Regions from separate parts of the Homo sapiens genome. Here region 1 is linked to region 2. The links are chromatin loops, found by intact Hi-C in ENCODE. Cell type or tissue: endothelial cell of umbilical vein. All regions are shown on one strand. Links, peaks and the distances in the headings refer to the core of each region. The heading gives the core; the rest is flanking DNA. Region 1 overlaps FANK1 (fibronectin type III and ankyrin repeat domains 1). Region 2 overlaps C10orf90 (chromosome 10 open reading frame 90).

Region 1 (2,921 bases), core at 180-2,679, 660 kb after region 2:
AGACTTAATTATCTTTCTATTCCAGCCACTGAAGTTATTATGACAGAATTGTTATACAAAGGTAACATAATAACATGTAGCCAAAATATATAGGAGAAGATATTATAGAAATATATTGGACAATTAGTTAATAAATGTTATTTTTCAAATGTTATGACATTTGTGACATTGGTCAGCTTTTTATATTTTTAATTATACTTTTTGGCATTCTAAAAGACAGATTTATAATCTTTTTTGTGTTTATAATCAGCATTCTTTTTCTTAAAGACAACTCCCCAAACTGCTTCAGAATCACAAAATCTTGATTTGCCCCAATTGAGACTGAAGTTCCCAACAAGACTTTAGTTTCTTATCACATCAAATATATATTAGATGATAACCCTGCTGTCTTATACCACCTGGCAACTAGGAAGTAAGAGACAAAATTAGTTGAAGGAAGTCATTCATATATTCATTCATCAAGTAAATATGTAAGGCTTCTGGATGCCAGGTGCCATGTAAAGCTATGAGGATACAACAGTGAGCTCAGATGCGGCCCCTGCCTTCAGGAAGCTTATAGTTCCACAGGGCAGAGAGATAACAATCAGATAATCCCCAGTTACAAACTGCTGTCGATGCCACGAAGAAATATTATGAAGATGACCACAAAGTAAAATACAAAAATAGGCTGACTTTCCGTGAAGGAATGAATGGGGGGATGTCCCAAGACAGGGTGTCTCTATCAGAGTAGGAGGAGATGTCTGGAGAAACAAGCAGAGAGATGAAGGCCAGCAGCTCTGCCCACACCCCCAGGCAGAAGAGATTGGGGCATGCACAGCATAGCCTCCACCCTGCTGAACTGCAGCACTGAGCAGACCTGGGGAAGAAACAGCATCGTGCTGGGAGCCACAGCTCAGCCAGGCCCATGGCACCATCCTGCAGGGCAGGCACCAGCTGCTCCCGAGCAGCAGCAACTGGCAATTCTAGCAAGACACTGTTGTCACCTGATGATTCAGAGTTGTGAGGACAGCCAGACTGGGATAGAATCCTGGTTCTGCCACATTCCAACTGTCTTTCTCTTCGTGATTTGCAAAAAAAAAAAAAAAAAAAAAAAAAAAAAAAAAAAAACGGTAGGGGTACAGGTGGTGGGAACTGAGTTGCTGCATGCTAGGCTGTTAGGTGCCCTGCACAGAGCTCAGTACACAATGCTAAATAAATGGCAGCGGCTCTCATCATGGACCTCTCCCACCTCCTCCTCCAGTCTGTTCTGTCTCTTCGACTTGGTTTGGGGACCAGCCTTAATTCACGCAGGACTGGAATTCTGCCCACAGCTCAGTCCCCATAACTAGCCAGACATCCCGGAGCCTTCATCTGCCTGCCCAACATTGCCACCTACTGCCCAAGGCTGGATTCCCTTGGAGCCACGCTCAGCTCAGCCCTCAGCCAGTGCTATAAGGTAGATGCTGCCCCAAAACAGGCAGAATTATAATAATACGTGTTTAGGGATATATTCATGTACAGTAAACTATAAAGAAAAGCCAAGTAATAAAACGCAAACTATCTTTCAATTATAAAAACAGTCTTCCTGCTGCAGTAGAAGGGTCACTTTAGTAAAGAAATTAACATTTCTATTATGAAACTTTAAATACAGCACAATTTTAATATGTTTTTCTTCCACATCACATTATGTTGAAATTAGCTATTTAACTGATTGTATGCATTTTAAGAGCAGGACTGTGTTTTATTATACTTATTTCCAAAACCAAACAAAATATAGAAAAATCAACCAATGAAACTTGCAGATGCCAATAAAACAAGCCTCAATAAATTTAAGAAGATTGAAATTATATCAAGCACTCTCTCAGATAACAGTGGAATAAAATCGAAAATCAACTCCAAAACGAACCTTCAAAACAATGCAAATACACGGAAGTTAAGTAACCTGTTCCTGAATGAGCACTGGGTCAAAAACGAAAACAAGATGGAAATTTTAAAATTCTTCAAACTGAATGACAATAATGACACAACCTATCAAAGCCTCTTGGATACAGCAAAGGTGGTGCTAAGAGGAAAGTTCATAGCCCTGAACACCTAAATCAAAAAGATTGAAAAAGTGCAAACTGACACTCTAAGGTCACACCTCAAGGAACTAGAGAGCCAAGAACAAACCAAACCCAAACCCAGCAGAAGAAAGGAAATTACCAAGATCCGAGCAGAACTAAATGAAATTGAAACAAACAAAAAAGACGAAACATAAATGAAACAAAAAGCTGGTTCTTTGAAAAGATAAATAAAATTGATAGACCATTAGCAAGATTAACCAAGAAGAGAAGAGAGAAAATCCAGACAACCTCATTAAGAAATGAAACAGGAGATATTACAACTGACAACACAAATACAAAAGCTCATTCAAGGCTACTGTGAACACCTTTACACACATAAGTAGAAAACCTAGAAAAGACGGATAAATCCCTGGAAAAAATACAACCCTCCTAGCTTAAATCAGGAAGAATTAGATACCCTGAACAGACCAATAACGAGCAGCAAGATTGAAATGGTAATTTAAAAATTACCAACAAAAAAAAAGTCTAGGACCAGACAGATTCACAGCAGAATTCTACCAGATATTCAAAGAAGAATTGGTACCAAGTCACCCTAATACCAAAATCAGGAAACGACATAACCAGAAAAGAAAACTACAGACCGATATCCTTGATGAACATAGATGCTAAAATCCTTAACAAAATACTAGCTAACCAAATCCAACAACATATCAAAAAGATAATCCACCATGATCAAATGGATTTCATACCAGGGATGCAGGGATGGTTTAACATATGCAAGTCAATAAATGTGGTACACCACACAAACAAAATTTAAAAAAAAATGACATGATCTCAATAGATGCAGAAAATGCATTCGACAAAATCCAGCATCACTTT
Region 2 (2,921 bases), core at 99-2,598:
TTTAATTAATATTAACAATTGGAAGGGGATTAGTGCCCTAATCCCCTATTACCAGGTTTCTAATCCACCTTTAATTGTGTAGGCAGCTATAAATGAAGCACCTAAAACTCTACCAAGCTTAGGGGCAGCCAGAGGGTGGCGATCAGCCCTCACATCTCTGAGGATGCATGGGGCCCCATGCAGCCTCTGTCTTCCGATCCTTCCTAATGCTCTGCCTTTCCATCAATTGAATGGCTCCTGGAGCTGATCCCAGCCTTGTCTTTAAGAGTGGAATCCAGCACTTTGGGAGGCCGAGGCAGGTGGATCACGAGGTCAGGAGATTGAGACCATCCTGGCTAACACGGTGAAACCCCATCTCTACTTAAAAAAAAGAAAAAAAAAATACAAAAAATTAGCCGGGCGCAGTGGCAGGCGCCTGTAGTCCCAGCTACTCGGAAGGCTGAGGCAGGAGAATGGCGTGAACCCGGGAGGCGAAGCTTGCAGTAAGCTGAGATCCCCGCCACTGCACTCCAGCCTGGGTGACAGAGCGAAACTCCGTCTCAAAAAAAAAAAAAAAAAAAAGGAGTGGAACCCAATGAGGCCTGGCATTCTTATCTCTGTAGTGCAAAGAGAGGTCTACTTGGTGTGCAGAGGAGACCTTGCCTGAAAAAGCCAAGATCTGGGAAATGTCAGACGGGCTGATGCTGAAGCCTGGTGTCTCCAACAGAAATATCCTCAAGTTTCTCTGTTATTGTCAACAAAATAGCAATGAGAAGTTTGCCAACATGTACATGTGAAGATTTGTTTTGAATATAGAGCAAAGCTGAATTATAGATCATCAAGAAGCAGCTAAGCCTTCATTATTTAATTGGAAGGTAGGAAAGAAGGACGAAAAAAGGAAAGAAAAAAGCACAGTCAGCCTGACTCCCTAGTTTTCATCCATTCCTTTCCCCTCCTTACCCCAATGCCAGAGATGGGAATATTCCCTAGTAAACTCATTAATTTCCCTCAGTTTTGACAGACTGCTTAAATCAGCTTAGAAATGCCACCACTGAATAAGCTTACCCGTGAGTTGATGATTGCTTCCTTCCTAAAGAGCAGCTCACACACCAACTGCAAGTGAAACGGTGTACTCCAAGAGTAGCTTAATTACAGATCTGATAGAGGAAGACACCGAAAATGTGTAAGAGCTGAAGAGACCACAAGCTGAAGCTGTATTGGTGTTATGGATGCTTAAATCATAACCTGTGGGGTGGCATAGCTGGAAGGCAAGGCAGATTTTGTTCCAGACATCTACCTTCTGTGGATTTGGTGCTCAAAGATATTAATTCTCATATGGGCATCATATAGGATGTTAAAAAAAAAAGATGTCAAGAGGATATTTGCTGTTTCTTTTTCTCTTCCACGAGAAGCATGCCAGACATAATTATTCACCTGAGTTTGTAACACATTGCTTAGGAGGGCCAAAGGCTAGCCCTGCTAGACCTGTTACCCAGTCCTACAGCTGCTGGAGAAGGGCCAGGAGTGGGTAGTGCGCAGCATCCTGTGTATGGGACCAGCTCTGCCACTGGTGGGCAGCAATGAGCAAGGACCATAAGCAAGGCTATTGAGATCCCTAGGACAGTTTGCAGAAGGGTGGGTCATGTTAGCCTTCTTCCTTTTCTGATATACTTACCAAAGCAGCAGTTCAGAGGAATGCCATTGAAATAGGGTATCTGGATGCCCACGAGGCATTTGGCCAGGTCTTATGATATCCTTGTGGGGAGGGTGGAAAAACATGGGCTAGGTATATTCATAGCTGGTAGAGTGAAAAGCATTGCTCCAAGTCAACCTGGAAATGGGTAGGGGAGTCTCTTGTCCCTTAATGCATCTTATCTTGTTTCCATATTTGTAGCAATGGCTCAGATGACACACATAGACACTAATCATATTTGTAAGGAATTGCTTATGGCCTGAGTGACAGAATCTAAAATGAAGGGTGGAAACTAAGAAGATGAAATTTAATAGGGATGAGTAGAATAATTTCTCCAAATCTAGTCATTCATTAAATTTTTTTGATGTGATCTCTTAAAGCTCTCCCAAATGCACCCAGTTCTATCCATCATCGCCATCCTGACCCCAGCCATGATCATCACTTGTTGGTCTCCCATTTGGTCTCTCAGCTTCTACTCTTGTCCTTTTACTGTTCATTCTATTGCCAGCATCCAATTGTCTTTTTAAAATGCAAAGCTGATTAAGTTCATCTGCTGCATCAGTTTTTCTTGCCCTTGGAACAAATCCAGGCTCATTAGCATGATTCACAGGGCTCTGTGGCATTTGGTTCCAACCTCCTCTCCACTTGCCCTGCCCCAATCACGCAGCTCCTCAAGCACACCATGTGCTATCTCGCCTCTAGGCTGATGAACACATGTCCCCTCTGCCTGGAATATCCATTCATTCCTTTCTATTGCTGAGTACTACTCTCCATTACATGGATGTACCACCAATGTGATCATGCAGTTATGAACATTCTCATACAAGTCTTTTTGTGGACATATGCTTTCATTTCTTTTTGGGTAGAAATCTGTAGGAGTGGGTTTGCTGGGTTACATGTAAACATATATTTAACTTTATAAGAAATTGCCAAACAGTATTCCAAAGTGAACTGTATTACTTCACATTCCCAACAGCAATATACAAAAGTTGAGATTTCTCCGTATTTTCAGCAACACTTGATATTGTCAGCATTTTTAGTATAAGCCATTATAATAGGTGACTAACGGTATCTCATTGTGGTTTTAATTTGCATTTCCTTGATGACTAAAGATGTTGAACATCTCTTTGTGTGCCTATTTGTCATTTGTATGTCTTTATGAAGTGTCTATTTAAATCTTTACCTCATTTCTCAAAATTGAGTTGTCATATTGAGTTATAAGAGTTATTTATATACAGACAGTCCCCAA

Evidence for each region. Hi-C counts contacts between places; a loop is a spot of excess contacts. Peaks named below come from ENCODE experiments on the same cell type or tissue, not always from the same donor. Only the 100,000 strongest peaks of a DNase experiment are listed, where the experiment ranks them.
Region 1: it touches region 2 in a loop (28-fold over the local background); 3 of 110 quality-filtered maps call a loop at or near these places.

The regions. Positions count from the first base shown.
Region 1 is chr10:125,932,911-125,935,831 of GRCh38, reverse strand. All of the region lies in intron 1 of FANK1 (fibronectin type III and ankyrin repeat domains 1), which reads right to left. Among named protein-coding and RNA genes, the nearest start is that of FANK1, 38 kb to the right of the region's middle. RefSeq lists an enhancer at 881-1,381. In endothelial cell of umbilical vein, for the core only: a CTCF peak has its summit at 1,391 (motif pointing left); a DNase peak (open chromatin) is centred at 1,341.
Region 2 is chr10:126,596,823-126,599,743 of GRCh38, reverse strand. All of the region lies in intron 2 of C10orf90 (chromosome 10 open reading frame 90), which reads left to right. Among named protein-coding and RNA genes, the nearest start is that of C10orf90, 72 kb to the left of the region's middle. In endothelial cell of umbilical vein, for the core only: a CTCF peak has its summit at 1,540; no DNase peak of the experiment used is centred there.